Linked DNA regions of Mus musculus: region 2 is linked to region 1. The links are chromatin contacts, found by POLR2A ChIA-PET in ENCODE. All regions are on one chromosome and are shown on one strand. The core of a region is the stretch at or near the end of the contact, and the rest is flanking DNA. Distances in the headings are between cores, read along the strand shown.

Evidence for each region. ChIA-PET counts read pairs that join two places held with the same protein, here RNA polymerase II (POLR2A).
Region 2: POLR2A ChIA-PET joins it to region 1 with 8 read pairs in Patski. The contact joins the enhancer-like site here to the promoter of D11Wsu47e in region 1. POLR2A ChIA-PET finds 5 or more read pairs at or near these places in 3 of 5 experiments (Patski and embryonic stem cell).

What each region holds. Positions count from the first base shown.
Region 1 is chr11:113,679,906-113,687,439 of GRCm38, forward strand. It overlaps D11Wsu47e (DNA segment, Chr 11, Wayne State University 47, expressed), which reads left to right and starts at 4,529. Exons shown (of 5, transcript NM_001361593.1): 1 at 4,529-4,806. Fam104a (family with sequence similarity 104, member A) reads right to left here and starts at 4,246. Exons shown (of 3, transcript NM_138598.5): 1 at 3,957-4,246. The coding sequence starts at 4,180.
Region 2 is chr11:113,807,841-113,815,374 of GRCm38, forward strand. It overlaps Sdk2 (sidekick cell adhesion molecule 2), which reads right to left. Exons shown (of 45, transcript NM_172800.3): 37 at 2,489-2,675. Among named protein-coding and RNA genes, the nearest start is that of Gm51930, 7.5 kb to the left of the region's middle. Within about 2 kb of position 2,859, at least 2 of the 3 ENCODE cell types and tissues checked have a DNase peak (open chromatin) inside an H3K27ac peak, as active enhancers do.

The DNA.
Region 1 (7,534 bases), core at 3,279-5,778:
TAAGCAACAACAACAAATAAATAAAACTAACAAAATACAAAAACAAATGACTGCTTCTAAACCCTAGAAAGAGGTTCAGCAAAGAACAAAACTTCAAAGATTCTGTAGGCCCGCAGTTCTTTACTTTGGGATAGATTGCAGTATCAGCTCTGCTTGGTTAGTGTTTTCAGATTTATTTTATGTTTATGAGTGCTTTGCCTACATGTCCATGGTGTCAGAAGGCTTTGGCTCCCCTGGAGCTGGAGTTACAGACAGTCACCATGTTGGTGCTGGGAATTGAACTTAGGTCCTCTGCAGGAGCAGTTAAGCACTCTTAGCTGCTGAGCCATTTCTGCAGCCATCAGCTGTTGTTTAACTGAGTAAGGAAAATTTTTGGATTACCAAAATGTTGTTTTGGCAAAAAAATCTTTACATAGTAAAAATTTACTGGGCAGCACTGTCAAGTTCCATACATCCAAAGGGCTTATCAATTATGGAGAAAATGCTTCCAAGAAAGAGATAAAAGGCAATACTAGGCCTGATGGGACAGTCACCTTCAATCTGTATGTACACTTAGGAGGCAGAGACAAGAGAATCTCTTTGAGTTTGAGGTCTCTCTGGTCTACATAGCGAGTTCCAGGACAGCTAAGACCACACACAGGGACAGTCACAAAAACAAACTAAAAAACCAAAACCAAACAAACAAAAAAATACACAACAACAAAAAAAAAGAAGGAAAAAACTAAGGAGTTTATTTACACACACACACACACACACACACAGGGAAAATGGGTGTTATACAGTTGCAGCTTTCCATATGCAGCAAGTCCCTAACCAAGATTATGATTAGAAGCCAAAATCATCACTCTGGCTCAAGAGCTTGTATCCTGAAGACTCTGAAAACATCCTACTCTTAAGAATGAGCTTACGAGCTGGGCGTGGTGGCGCACGCCTTTAGTCCCAGCACTTGGGAGGCAGAGGCAGGTGGATCTCTGAGTTCGAGGCCAGCCTGGTCTACAGAGTGAGTTCCAGGACAGCCAGGGCTACACAGAGAAACCCTATCTTGATAAACAAAACCAGAAATAAACAAACAAACAAACGAATGAACAAACAGTAACTTAGTATATAAACTGAACTAAGAAGCTTCTCCTCCACCCCACTACAGGCATTTTGCATGAGACAAGGTCTGCTGGGAGAGACCCTCAACAGTGGCAGCACACTGGCACCTCAACTTTTATCTTATCAGCATGACAACAGCTGGCTATGCTTGGGGCTGCTGAGTCACTGCAACCAAACTTTATGAGGCTGACCAAAACTTGCCATCTCCTCATCTGTAACAGGGCATTTTCCTCCCAGTACCAATAGCAGCACTGGGCTGTTCTACTGTTGTCATCTGCCTCTGGGCAAGTCATGTAAGATCTGTCAGTTTCTCAGTGTATAAGCACCATCTCTCGGGCCTCTTTTCAGTGGTCAGGAGCTAAGAATGAGCTCTACTAGGCTCCATGTTTGTTGTTCTTAGTTTTCATTATTAAATGCCTCCCTAGAACACTCAGCTTTCGATACCCTTATTAATAATTGACAAGATCACAAGTTTACAGTCGGTTCACTGTCTTTCTAGGCACCTCCTTTCCACTTAGGGAAAAACAATTGCTAGATCTATCACCCCCAGAATGGCTGGCTCCATCACTTTTCATATCTCACTTCTGTCCTATTTTCCTGGTCCTCTTCAAAGAACCTTAGGCAGACTTAAATAGAAAGTACAACAACTGGTTTTCATTTTATTATAAAAGGTCTCACCAGGTAGCCTGGATGGCCTGGAACTGGCTATACAAAACAAGTTAGCCATGAACTCGGATCCTCTGCCTCTTGAGGGCTGGGGTTAAAGACAAGCACAATCATAGTCCATCTCAAATGCTTCTTACTATAGGTGTCTCTCTCCCAATTCATATGTAGACGCTAAGGATCTGTGATAAGGCATACTTCCTTACCATACAACCACCCTTCTACAGTGTTCTCAGTCTACTGAGAAAGTCTGACACCAGAGGGGGCCAAGCTAGCTCATGGGTGATGAGAAAGAATAAAAAAATAAATAAATAAAAATTAGGCAAGAAAGGTCTGTCCTTGATAACTGGTTTTTAAAGAAGTCACCAGAAAGAGGGGGAAAAAAAGTCACCAAAATATATAAACACACTAAGATTTCTATAAGTATATTAGATAAAAAGAATCTGTAATCAGCACAAACTTACACTACTTGTCTGCAGCACTAGATTTAAAAAAATCTGTTAGTGACAGAAAATGCTGAGGGCTGTCACATGAGGGAGACATTCCAAAAGAATCTAAAAGATGGCAGTCAGCTCAGGCTTGCTGCATCTAAAGGTCACAGCCCTAACTCTAATGGTGTGACTGTAACTGGTCCATAATTCCAACTTGACCTAATTTGAACCTTCCAATGATTTCTAATAACTGGCAAGATTATGGCTTCATTCTATCTGTACAATCAGTAAGATTAAACCTTTTGGAGTACATTAATGCCATGGACCAGATTATAATTCTGGCAAGCACCTTCTAATTTCCAATTTAGTTTGATCATTTTTTTTTTGACACAAGTACAGGCTTTCTACTACAATTACTATAGAACCAAAATCAGTCACTCAATTCAGTCTAGGGACCTTAAAATTCTCACCACTGGATCAAGTCATCTCAGAATGTTGGGGAACCCCAGTCCCATGAAATAACTGTTTCAGGGAGAAGCCTTGCAAAACAATGATTACATTCATAACCAAAGAATGCAAGGAACAAGACTCAGGGCTGAGGAGATGGCCCAGCCACGGAAGACCCCTGTTAGTCCTACAGAGGACTGGGGTTTTGTTCCCAGCCCTCCTCTGAGTCTACGTTGACACTAGACACGCACGTCGTGATGTACATACATATACACAGGCAAACCACTCATACACATAAAATAAAATAAGTAAAATCATTTATGAGAGAAAATAAAAAAGCAAGCCTACGATCCACCTTCTTTAAGCCTGAGACGACTACGGAATAAAGAGCCGCGAGCCTGAATAGACTTAGATAAATAAATGAGTCTCTCTAAATCCGTTCTCTGTTCTCCACCAGAGAAATGAAAAAGTACAACTTAGCGTAGATGTAGATAGATCGTCAAGCATCTTATTAGGAGACTTTCCAGTAAGAAATAAAGCCAGCCTTCTTCATTCTGAGGTAAGGCGTCCCAACTTACTTCTTCCCAGACGGAAAATAAGGAGAAAAGAAACTTCATCTGGATCGGGCCTAAAGCCCCGAGGGGCCGCCCGCCTAGTGAGGGTTGAGAGTAACTCGTGGTGTTAGCCACCTCCCTGCTCCCAGCCAACTGGCCCCTCATCCAAACTGTTTAGAATCCTGCCTGCTAATGCTACAACCGAGAGTGGGTCACCACCCACCCGGGTCCATCAGATGAGGGAGGGCACAGCGCTGCGGTCTGCCCTAAGCCCTCCCAGCTGCAGGGGTTAAGCCCAACCCCCGCCTTTCTCCTGACCTTGGGGCGCCAGCAGCTCCCCGCCCCCGAAGCATCCCGTCCCCTCTCCGAGGCGCCTCGCTCGAAGGGAGCCATCTCTTCCAGATCGGCCATCCCTCCCATCCCCCTACCACCACCGCCCGCCTCAATTTAGGAAGGACCACACCGTCCGTCTCGTCGGGCCGAACAAACCTCATTCCGAAGCGGAAAGGGCAGAAGACGAAGAAAACAAGGAAAAGACGGAGAAGGGGCAGCCCTGGATTCCAGAGCGTCGCCTCCCTGGCTGCCCACGGGGTCCAAGTGTCAGAGGCGGCGCCACCTTCTCCCCTCCGCCTCCTCCGACCGCAGAGCAGCGCAGCCCAGAGCCTCGCACCACCACCCCGCCGGCTCCGTCCGCCCCTCGGCTCCAGAGCGCACATCCTCGGCCGAGGGGCCGCGGAGAAAGCGGGTTCCCCCCTTCCCTCACCTGGGGCGGAGGCGCTCGCTCATGGCAGCTGGTGAAGGCGAGCGACGCGGCGCCGCCCCGCGCCGACAGCGAACAGTCGGAGCTGTGTCCCGGCGCCCGCCACGCCCACCCGCACGGGTCTGAGCTCTGACCGCCGCCGCGCGGGTGGTTGCTGCGGGCGCTGAGTCCCCCTCGGGCCGACCCGGACCACAGCCACTTCCGGTGTCGCCTCCGCGCCTCCCCATGTCGCAGGCGCCGTGGTACTGTCCTCCTGCGGCTGCGCGGAGGCGGGACGCCGGCCGCGCTTTCCCATCACCGCGCACGCAGGAAGAGGCGGGTCCCAGAGGGAAGACTGACCGGGAACTTCCAGGACCCCCGTTTAGGTGTCCGGGGCAGCCGCCTGTTCAAAAACAAAACAGGACACGACGTAAAAGTCAAGCCAGATTTTAGATAAATTACATTATTTGACGATCATTGATACTTGTCTCTGCGTTAAGCCTCTCTAAGGTGAAAATTTTAAAAAGAACCAGACGAGCTCCATCAGGCACAGACGCGGACGGCCACAGGCTCAGGGGTCCTCTGGTTGGGAAGGTGTTGGTGGGCTCCGGGTTCTAAGAGTGTGCGGCGTGGAACTTCGCGTCTCCGAACGGTGCGGAGCCCGTTCCATGGAGTAGCTAAGGGCTGGGCTATTTTTCCGCGACCTTTGTTGCAGGTCAAGAGAGGAGTGCGGAACAGGCGAACGGGATAACGGAGTTCCGTACCGGGAAGGGCCACGCCCACCTGCTGGAAGAGGCCGGACCGAGAGGTGTGGGGGAGACCGGCAGGCGTGGGAACGCGGCGGTGTGGACGGAGCTGCCTCGCGGCTGGCGAGGTGAGCTTGATCAGTGGCGAATCGCGAGGTCCCTGCCCGCCGTGAGTTGCGCACACCTGTCATCCCCATTCTTGGGAGGAGAAGCTGCAAGACCAGGAGGTCAGAATCATCCTCGACTGTGTAACAAGTTCGAAGCCAGCCTGGGCTACTTGAGACCTTGTCTCCCATGTGATCTCACCACCACCACCAGAATACGTGTACTCTAAGACTTGGGGAAGTCTTAACTTTGGTTGTCAGACGCATTCCCTTTTCTCTGTCAGGAGCATAATCCAGTTCTTTGTCTAGGACTCAGTACTATCAGCTCCCCACCTTACACAAACTGATATTCAGAGTTTCTGCCAAACGTGAACAGTGATCCATAAGCATGGGGGTCTTTAGGAGAGTCGACAAGAGGTCAGGCAGGAAAACGAAACCCCTGTTAAAGTGTAGGGTGTAGAGTCTGGCGTAGTAATGCACGCCTTTTAATCCCACTACTCAGGAGGCAGAGCAAGCTGATCTATGTGAGTTCAAGGCCATCCTGGTCTACCTAGTGAGAGTTCCAGGGAAGACAAGGCTACCAGGTAAGACCCCATCATCTCAAAAAAGTCTACCGTTAAAACTGGAAAGTCCAACCGGGCGGCGGTGGCGCGCGCCTTTAATCCCAACACTTGGGAGGCAGAGGCAGGCGGATTTCTGAGGTCAAGGCCAGCCTGGTCTACGGAGTGAGTTCCAGGACAGCCAGGGCTACACAGAGAAACCCTGTCTCCAAAACAAAACAAACAAAAAAACTGGAAAGCCCATGTATTGTCTTTGTCGTGTGCCCTTCAGTGCGGCAGTGCATTCTCACTAACAGAAGACTTATGGTGCACTCGGTGGGAAACAGTTTGGGTGTGCCTTTTATGAACGATAAAGTAATGGTTGCTTTAAACAAATGGATTTTTATCTTGTAAAGTGGTTTCAGACTCAGGGTTTGGGGGGTTTGTTTGTTTTTTATTTTTTTTAATCTATTTACTGGCCAGGAGGTATTTTCAGTCACGGTATTAAATAGTTATAGTAAACATGTTTATTCGTTCAACAAATGTCACATACCAGCGTCAGTGGTAGAGGTGTGTCTGCGTGGGCATTGATGGAGAGACAATCTCCCTGTGTAGTCCAGGCTGCCATTAAACCACCTTAGCTTCCTCAGAGCATTCAGGGGTACACAATATGCTTTGTGGTAGTAGATTTTGAGAATGGAGTCATCCCCAGGAGAGATGGTTCCTGGCCTTTGGAATTTTAAAGATGTAGTAATAGCTCACAGGCGAGCTTTGTAATTCAACCCTCTCCTTTCCCAACTCCAGAGAATAACAAGAGATAGATATAGTGTGTAATGTACTTTTTTTTTTTTTTGGTTTTTTTTGGGGGGTTTTTTGAAACAGGGTTCTGTCCTGGAACTCACTCTGTAGACCAGGCTGGCCTCGAACTCAGAAATCCTCCTATGATTATATATCCATATACATATGAATAATCAATTATATTACAATTTATAACTTAAAAATGGAGATCATACCCATCTGTTTATTGGTTTTGTTTTGTTTTGTTTTGTCTTTTTGAGACAGGGTTTCTCTGTATAGCCCTGGCTGTCCTGGAACTCACTCTGTAGACCAGGCTGGCCTCGAACTCAGAAATCCGCCTGCCTCTGCCTCCTGAGTGCTGCGATTAAAGGCGTGCACCACCACGCCCGGCTCATTGTTATTTGTGTGTGTGTGTGTGTGTGTGTGTGTTGCTATATTAATCTGAGCAGAGATTCAGATTCATTTCTCCTGAATGAGGGGAAACCCTCCTTTATTTATTTATTTATTTAGGAGACAGGATCTCATAAATCTCAGGCTAGTCTACTGACCTGGCCATCCTGTCTCTACTTCAGGGTGCTGGAATTGTGAATGTCTACCATACCACAGTATCGGGTTTTATGCAGTGCTGGGGATGGAACCCAGGTCTTCGTGCTTGCCAGGTCGACTGAGCCACATCCCCAGCTGATAAGAGTTCTCCTGAGTCCTTACACCCCAGTGAATCTCGCTTGTGTAACTTTAGAAACGTTCAAACCAGTTTTTGCACCCCCATGGATGTCATACTTCCTTGTTCCAGCCTTAAAGAGCAGGGTCAAGAAGAGTGGGTGTGATTTATTGAAGAATTCCTGAAAATGGGAGGGGCTCTGAGGGAGGAATGCCCACCTGGTGGACCCCTTTCACCTTTTTACTAAGTGTATGTCTATGTGCCTGCATGAGTTTGTTATATATGTGCACACTGTGTCCCAGCAGGTCAGAGGACACCAGACTCCCCCAAAAGGAGAATTATAGGTGGTCATTGTTAGGTCTCAAACCCAGGACAAATGGTGCCTATTTAACGTGTCATAATGGACCTGGCCTCCTTGTTTCCTAGCATCCCTCATTCCCTACCAGTTACAAGGTATGGCTGGCATACCCCTTCCCCTAGCCTGAGCTTCTCCCAGCTGCTCTTCCCCATGGAATCCATTTATTTTGTGAAAGGCAGGCCCTTTTGTCTCTGCCTTTCACTCTTGTGGCTCCGCCTTCTCCCCTCCCCTACTCTTCCCACATGACCCAGGCTCACATCCACTCTGGACTCTCCCAGATGTCTTTGCCTCTAGTTATGTGCTCCCTTTTAAAGGCTCTAAGTAGATTTTTTTTTTCTTAATCTTTAAGGTTTTGTTTAATTTTGTTTTTTAACAATTTTATTGAACTCATGTAGC
Region 2 (7,534 bases), core at 1,609-4,108, 130 kb after region 1:
TTTGGCAAAGAGCTACAGACATCCTTCTATGTACCCACTCCTCCCTTATCTGTGGCGTTGGGAATTAAACCCAGGGCATCTCTCTCAGGCTAGGCAAGTGAGGTACCACTGAGATATCATCTAGAACTTCCCATATACATTAACTCATTTCTAGGTTACTTTCCATTCCTGACACATTGCAAATAGTACTGTATCTATTTACTAAGTAGTTGCTACTCGGTGCTGTTTGTACATGCTCAGTAAAGACACATTTGTTATTTGGTGCTGTCTGTCTTCAGCATAGATACATTTTCACTTGCTTATTTGCCTTTTGAGGCATTCTCCCTTAGCTCAGGGCAGTCTCGAACTTGCTGTGTAGCTAAAGGTGGCTCTGATCGACTTTAAAGGCTTACTTTTCTTTTCATTTATGTGCATGTGTGTCTCTGTGTGTGTGTCACACCAGCGCCCATGCCCATGGAGGCCAGCACAAAGGGGGTTGGGTCCCCTGGAATTGAGGCTCGAGGTGGTTGTGAGACACTTAATGTAGGTTCTGGGAATGGAACTCAGTCTCTTGGAAGAACAGCAATGCTGAGCCATCTCTGAGCCCTGGCTCTTGCCCATTCCTGGCTTCACCTCTTAAGGTCTGTGCTGCTGCACCCAGACAGACGCAATTTTGGGGAATATTTTCCTTTCTTGGTTGGTTGAAACTGCAGATATGAAATTCATGGCTTTGAGGGTTGACACACGGGGGAAGAGAGAGAGAGAGAGAGAGAGAGAGATCCTGAATTCTCTCAGATCTCAGATCTGCCTTGGTTCCAGCATCTGCCCTTTCCCCTATGACCTTACCAGGGGATCAGGAGCAAAAAGCCTATTTTCTGGGGTGACTCTAACCCCTGTTGTTAGACAGACACTACACTGCTTACTCCCTGGGAATTCTAGGGGAATCCAGTGTGACACTGACCAAAAAGTGGCTTTGGACACCTCAGGACAAGGGGATCTGTCCCCTCTCTCCTTCCTCCATCCTGCCTGGATCTAGTCCCCACCTCTCTCTGTCATCTCCTCCAGACTCAGCCCAGAAGGCAGAGCCAGTTTTTCTTTTTATTTCTTTTTCCCTTTCCCTTTCCCTTTCCCTTTCTTTCTTTCTTTCTTTCTTTCTTTCTTTCTTTCTTTCTTTCTTTCTTTCTTTCTTTCTTTCTTCCTTTCTCTTTCTTTCTTTCTTTCTTTCTTTCTTTCTTTCTTTCTTTCTTTCTTTCTTTCTTTCTTTCTTTCTTTCGGTTTTTTGAGACAGGGTTTCTTTTTATAGTCCTGGCTGTCCTGGAACTCACTTTGTAGACCAGGCTGGCCTCGAACTCAGAAATCCGCCCTTTTGAAAATTTTATTTGTTTATTTTTATTTCATGTTCATTGGTGTTTTTGCTTGCCTGCATGCCTGTGTGAGAGTATCAGGTCCCCTGAAACTGGAGTAGCAGGCAGTTACGAGCTGTCACGTGGGTGCTGGGAATTGAACCCCGGGTTTTTAAGAGCCAGTGCTTTTTTTTTTTTTTTTTTTTTTTTGAGACAAGGTTTCTCTGTATAGCCCTGGCTGTCCTGGAACTCACTCTGTAGACCAGGCTAGCCTCAGAAATCTGCCTGCCTCTGCCTCCTGAGTACTGGGATTAAAGGTGTGTTCCACCACTGCCCAGCTCAGCCAGTACTCTTAACCACTGAGGCAGAGTTCTAATTCTTAACCGCTCCAACCCTCTGAGTCTCCCCATCACACTCAACACAAATCCTGTTCTCCAGACCCTTGGGAATCGGGCCTCACTCCACCTCTCTTGTCAACACCGGGGTCTGTCCCTCGAATCCCCTCCAGCCTCCTGGCCTCTGCACCTGCTGGTCCTTCTGACAGGAATCCTGCTTCCGGCTTCCTGCTTGTCTCCAGAACTTCCCACAGCTGGTCTCCTCTGGCTCAAAGCTCAGCTCAGGTGTAGCCAGCCATCTTGTGAACCACACCCTGCTCCCCTTAGCTCCCCCTACCCCCCAGCCAGCTCATCTGTGCTGTGCTTGTTTATGTCCTGTCCCCTGGCCTCAGCAGGACACAGACTTACTTTTAAAAAAAAAATCATTGTTTCATCACCAGTGTGAAGCAAAAGTGTGGGCTCACAGAAGACAATGAACGCGGGGTGTGCTGAGCAAAGGCAAGGAGACAAGAAAGGAGGAGAAAGCCAAACAGGGGCGGGGAGTGGCGGCTGTCCCAAAAGCTGAGACAAGGTGGGCAGAACAGGCTAGGTGAGATCTGGGGACTTTCTCAAGGTTCCCAGTGAGAGTTTCTTTTTTTCTTTCTTTTCTTTTCTTTTTTTTATGGACACATAGAGCCTTCTTTGCAGGCTGGGCTTTTCTTTCCACAGGGCATCTGGAAGTGGGGCCTGGGTATCCGAACCCAGTTCCCCGGCTGCGTGAAAGCTCCGACACCAGACGTGGACACCAGTTTGTCCCCCAAACCCTGACCTCCCCAAGAGACTTCTCCCTACCTGCTTGCTGAGTCTGGCCCCGGGTCGGGGTGCTCCTCGGCCCATCCCCCGCAGCATTGAAGGCTGCCACGCTGACCATGTAGGCTGTGTAGCCCGTCAGGTTCTTGAGTTTCACGCTGTTCTCAGCCAAGAAGAGAGTCTTCACCCTCTCTGTGAGGTTCCTCCGTTGGACTTCCCAGAAATAAATCTGTGGGAACCAAAGATTGTGGGATGAGAGGGACGAAGACATCAGGCCTCCCCTCCGCCCCTGCCCATCTCGGGGGTTCAAAGACACCCCTGCTTTCAACCAGGAAACAATATGGAAGTAGCTAAGAGCTATTTAAGAAGGATTCGGGAACTTTTCACTTTGTAGTCAATACCGACCCTCCGATCGTCTGTAAGCGTCATCCCCTGTGTATCTTGTGTCTCTGGGGTTGGCATCTGTCCCATGTAACAGGCGTGTCAGCCTCAATAGGAACCTGCATCTCACCAGCCTGAGCTGGAGAGGCGGGAGCAATCATGGGCTCTGCTCCACTGTGTGGGGCACAAGGGCTAACAGCTTGGCAATGCCAGGGCACTGGTGAGGAGCAGAGAGCCTCAGCTCTGCCCCGTGTGCCACATAGGCAGCCTCAGCTGCTAAGGCCCCTGTAAAAAGCTCCCGCTGTAAATAAAGTTCCTGGTGGTGCATATGCGCAATCCAATCTGATAATCGTGGATCAAAGTCTGAAAAGTCTGGTGCAGGCTAGACAGAGGTGGCATTCGGTTTGTGGCTCAACTCTTGATGGCACCATTTGCTAGGCCTGTGACTTGGTCAGCTGCAGAGGGCTTAAGGACACCCGCTTTCCGGGGCGAGCAAGAAGACTGCAGGCCGTAAGGACTGGCCAGCTTCTAAGGGTATTGTTACACGCTTGTGGAGGATTTTAAGTCCTCAGTGCAGCAGGAGCTTCGTGGAGCCTCCGGGCACTCTATAATGAGCATGGTTAGTGCTTTTAAACACGCATCGAAGACTCTCAAATTACATTAAGAGCTGGTATTCTGCTACATACAGCCTGGCATCCCAAACCCTGTACAGGATTGACGATCATTTGGCTCCCTCTGCTGGCCAGAGAGGGTTCTGAACGCTATTGGAGTTTCCTTTCCTCCATACCAATAAAAGTAGGAAAGAGCTAATAAAAGTGTCCACCCCCAGCGTGTGCAGAGGCAGTCAGGACATCTTGTTACTACAAAAGATTTGCTTCTCTACTGCCTTGCTTCCATTTAAAAAATCTTTTTATACGGGGAATTGAGGTCTCCATTCATAAAATCACCCACGCATCCACTGACTATGAGAACGCAACAGCCACAAAGCAGTCTCCTGGATTCATCGTTTGGGGAAGAGCTCAAGGCTAGCTCTACAGCTCTGCACACGCCCTGAGCATCAGCAGCTTGGCGAAGACAGTCAGAGAACTGTTGGATTCTCCTGGCCTGAGGAGAGGGATAGAGGGGTTTCCAGGGCCTCTGTGGAAATGCAGGGGTAGCTGGAACGGTAGGGGAGGCCGAGGAGGGGTGACGGCTGTGTGAGGAGAAACAGGCAGGGGAATGTCATGTCTCAACTGGGTGAGGCACGGTGCTGTGGAGACAGGCTGGGCGAAGCTTGTGACCGGTTGATGAAGAACAGGGCAGATTTATCAGCAGCCTTAGCAGTGTGAGATTTGGAGGAACGGTGAAGATGAGAACGTACTTGGGGTTGGGTTTGGAAAAGAGAGTAGAGAGTCAGCTTGAGCGGGGCAGAGACTATGGGAGATTGTCTTTGGTTTCCTTCTTTCCAGCTCTTCCCTCCTTCCTGCCCTCTGCTGGAGGGTCTCTCTCCCTCCGCTGAAGATGGAGCCTGAGTTCTATGTAGACTGTCTCGTGCCCGTGTCTCACCAGAACACAGCAAACTGGTCAGCAAGCACTTTATCGTTTAGCGATGTCCCTGTATCATGGGAGAAGCCTTTGAATGAATCCTCCAGCAAAGAGACCCAACAAGGACATAATGAGATGTGAACAAAACCGCGAGGTCAGGAAAGGGCATTAGGAACGGAGACAAGGGGCTGGGGAGATGGCTCAGTGGTCAAGAGCGCCGACTGTTCTTGCAGGGGACCCGGGTTCTCACAACTGTCTATAACTCCAAGATCTGACACACCCTCACACAAGATATACACAAGATGTGGACAAAACACCAGTGCACATAAAATAAATAAATAAATAATTTTTTTTAAAAGAGGAAATAAGGGACTGGAGAGGTGGCTCAGTGGTTAAGAGCACTGACTGCTCTTGAAGAAGACCTGGGTTTGGTTCCCAGCACCCATCTAGTGGCTTAGAAGCTCCTATGTGTCTAGTTCTAGGAGATCTGATGCCCTCTTCTGGCCTCCTTGGGTCCCTGTGGTGCACATGAACTCATGCAGACAAGCACATAAACATATGAAAATACTAAGTAATGAACAAAAGAAGAAACAAATTTCAGAATGCCTTTATGGCCTGCCTATGACTGGTCCTAGAGGGAGATACTTGGTGTTGTTGGGGAGACAGGGTCAATGGCTGGGGAGGGCATTGGGCAGGGCAGTGCCAAGGTGTAGGACATACAGAAGCAGGCTGCCTGCTTGCTGTCAGTAGACCTTTGTTAGATGAGGATACACAGTAAAAGGGACAAGGGCTGAGGCTGGATCCTGGTCCCCAAGGTGACATGATTGATTGGTAGAGCACCCACTCATGGGGAAGTGAGTATGTACTGAACCCAGGCTATGGGCTCCAGAGGGCAGGCACCCTGGCCCATCTGGCTCCTTTGTGTCCCAGACACCTCACTCATGGTTGATACATAGGCCAACAGACATGTCATGGGGGGAAGTGGCTGGAGCGGCAGCAGATGACGCTGACCCCATTTCTTTTTTTTTTTTTTTTTTTAAGATTTATTTATTTATATGTAAGTACACTGTAGCTGTCTTCAGACACCAGAAGAGGGCATCGGACCCCATTGCAGATGGTTGTGAGCCACCATGTGGTTGCTGGGAATTGAACTCAGGACCTCTGGAAGAGCAGTCAGTGCTCTTAACCACAGAGCCATCTCTCCAGCCCGGGAGTCAGATCTTGTTATGGATGGTTGTGAGCCACCATGTGGTTGCTGGGATTTGAACTCTGGACCTTCGGAAGAGCAGTCTAGAAGAGCAGTAGGGTGCTCTTACCCACTGAGCCATCTCACCAGCCCCTGACCCCATTTCTTAACTCTTGGTTTTTATTCCCAGCCCGTTTCCCCTTTAATCACTTTTCTGACGTATAGTTGACGAAAATTTAATAGAATTAAGATATATAATTAATGTTCTTTTTTCTCTCTTCTTTCCTTTCTTTTTTCTTTTTAAAAAAAGATTTATTGATTACTGCTAGAGGACAACAATCTCTAAGCCAAACCCGAGACTGTTGTGAGAAAGGGAGTGAGGGAAGGGAAGGAGGATTTTTTTTTTAGGATTTATTTATTTATTTTGTGAATGTGAGTATACTGTTGCTATCCACATCCCAGAAGAGGGCAACAGGTCCCATTACAGATGGTTGTGAGCCACCATGTGGTTGCTGGGAATTGAACTCAGGACCTCTGGAAGAGCAGTCAGTGCTCTTAACTGCTGAGACATCTCTCCAGCCCCTCTTCTCTCTCTCTCTCTCTCTCTCTCTCTCTCTCTCTCTCTCTCTCTCTCTCTCTCTCTCTCTCGTTGCTTATAGTGCTAGAAACAGAGCCCAGGGCCTTAAGCACGCTCAGAAGCACTTGATCAGCACTGCACCTCTCTCTGGCCAACCTGTTGTTATTATTATTTACTTACCCTTTTTTGGAAGCAGGACTTACATAGCCCAGCCGCCCTTGATTTTACAAAGTGACTAAGGGCAACCTGGAGCTGACCCTCCTGCCTCTACCTCCTAAGTGCTGGGATTACAGGTAGAGGCCCCTACGCCTGTTGCTTTATGCCTGCAGAGGGTCAAACCCCAGGAATCATGAATGCTAGCCACTCTCCCAGCTGAGCCCTACCCCAAGCCCTCTGATGTTTTCATACCCATCCACTGGGCCCACTGTCAAGCCAAGCTGATTGGCACCTGTTACTTCCAATGGTCACCTCTTTTTTTTTTTTTTTTTTGACTTTTCATAAAAATCACAATTTATTAACAGATTTTGAGAACAGTGATTCAGAAATGATTGTAATGAGAGAACCAAATGATTGAGAAAGAATAAGAAAAGCCTATCTATTTGGGTATGGGCTTATCTAAGAACACTGTAGCTGTCTTCAGACACTCCAGAAGAGGGAGTCAGATCTCCTTACGGATGGTTGTGAGTCACCATGTGGTTGCTGGGATTTGAACTCAGGACCTTCAGAAGAGCGGTCGGGTGCTCTTACCCGCTGAGCCATCTCACCAGCCCCCTAAGAAGAGTCTTAATTAAGCCTTAGCATTAGTATTTATATCTTGTTGGTTACAACTCAAGAAAGTCCTTAATAAACTCTACCCGCTGCCCTTGCTGGATAAATCAGGAGGTGGTGTGTGTGTGTGTGTGTATGTGTGTGAGTGTGTGTGAGTGTGAGTGTGTGGTGTGTGTGTGTGTGTATGTGTGTGAGTGTGTGTGTGTGAGTGTGTGAGTGTGTGTGTGTGAGTGTGTGTGATGTGTGTGTGTTTGTGTGTGTGTAGGTAGGAATAATCGCTGAGAGAGCAGAAGCAGGAGCCGCTGTGCCTTGATCCTGGCTCAGGGATTGCCCCTTTCCTGTACTGGGCATCTGTGCTGCGATTCCTAGAAAACTGCAGGATTACAATCAGAACCGAAGCCTTTAAGCGAATGCTTCTAATTGTGCTAAATCCCTGACCTACAGTTACCTTTTTTGATGCACAGTAAGAACCTTTAAGAGCAAGGGTCAGCATACGTGTTTCAGCTACACACTACAGTTTTATTGGGCATGGCTAGCATCCTGCAGGTTAGCTCCAGGGACGGGTTCATCCTTCCACGCCTGGACCTCTTTTGGCTGGGGGTTATTTTTGTTTCTTTGGCATAGGCTCACTCTTCCTCAGGAAGGCCCGGGA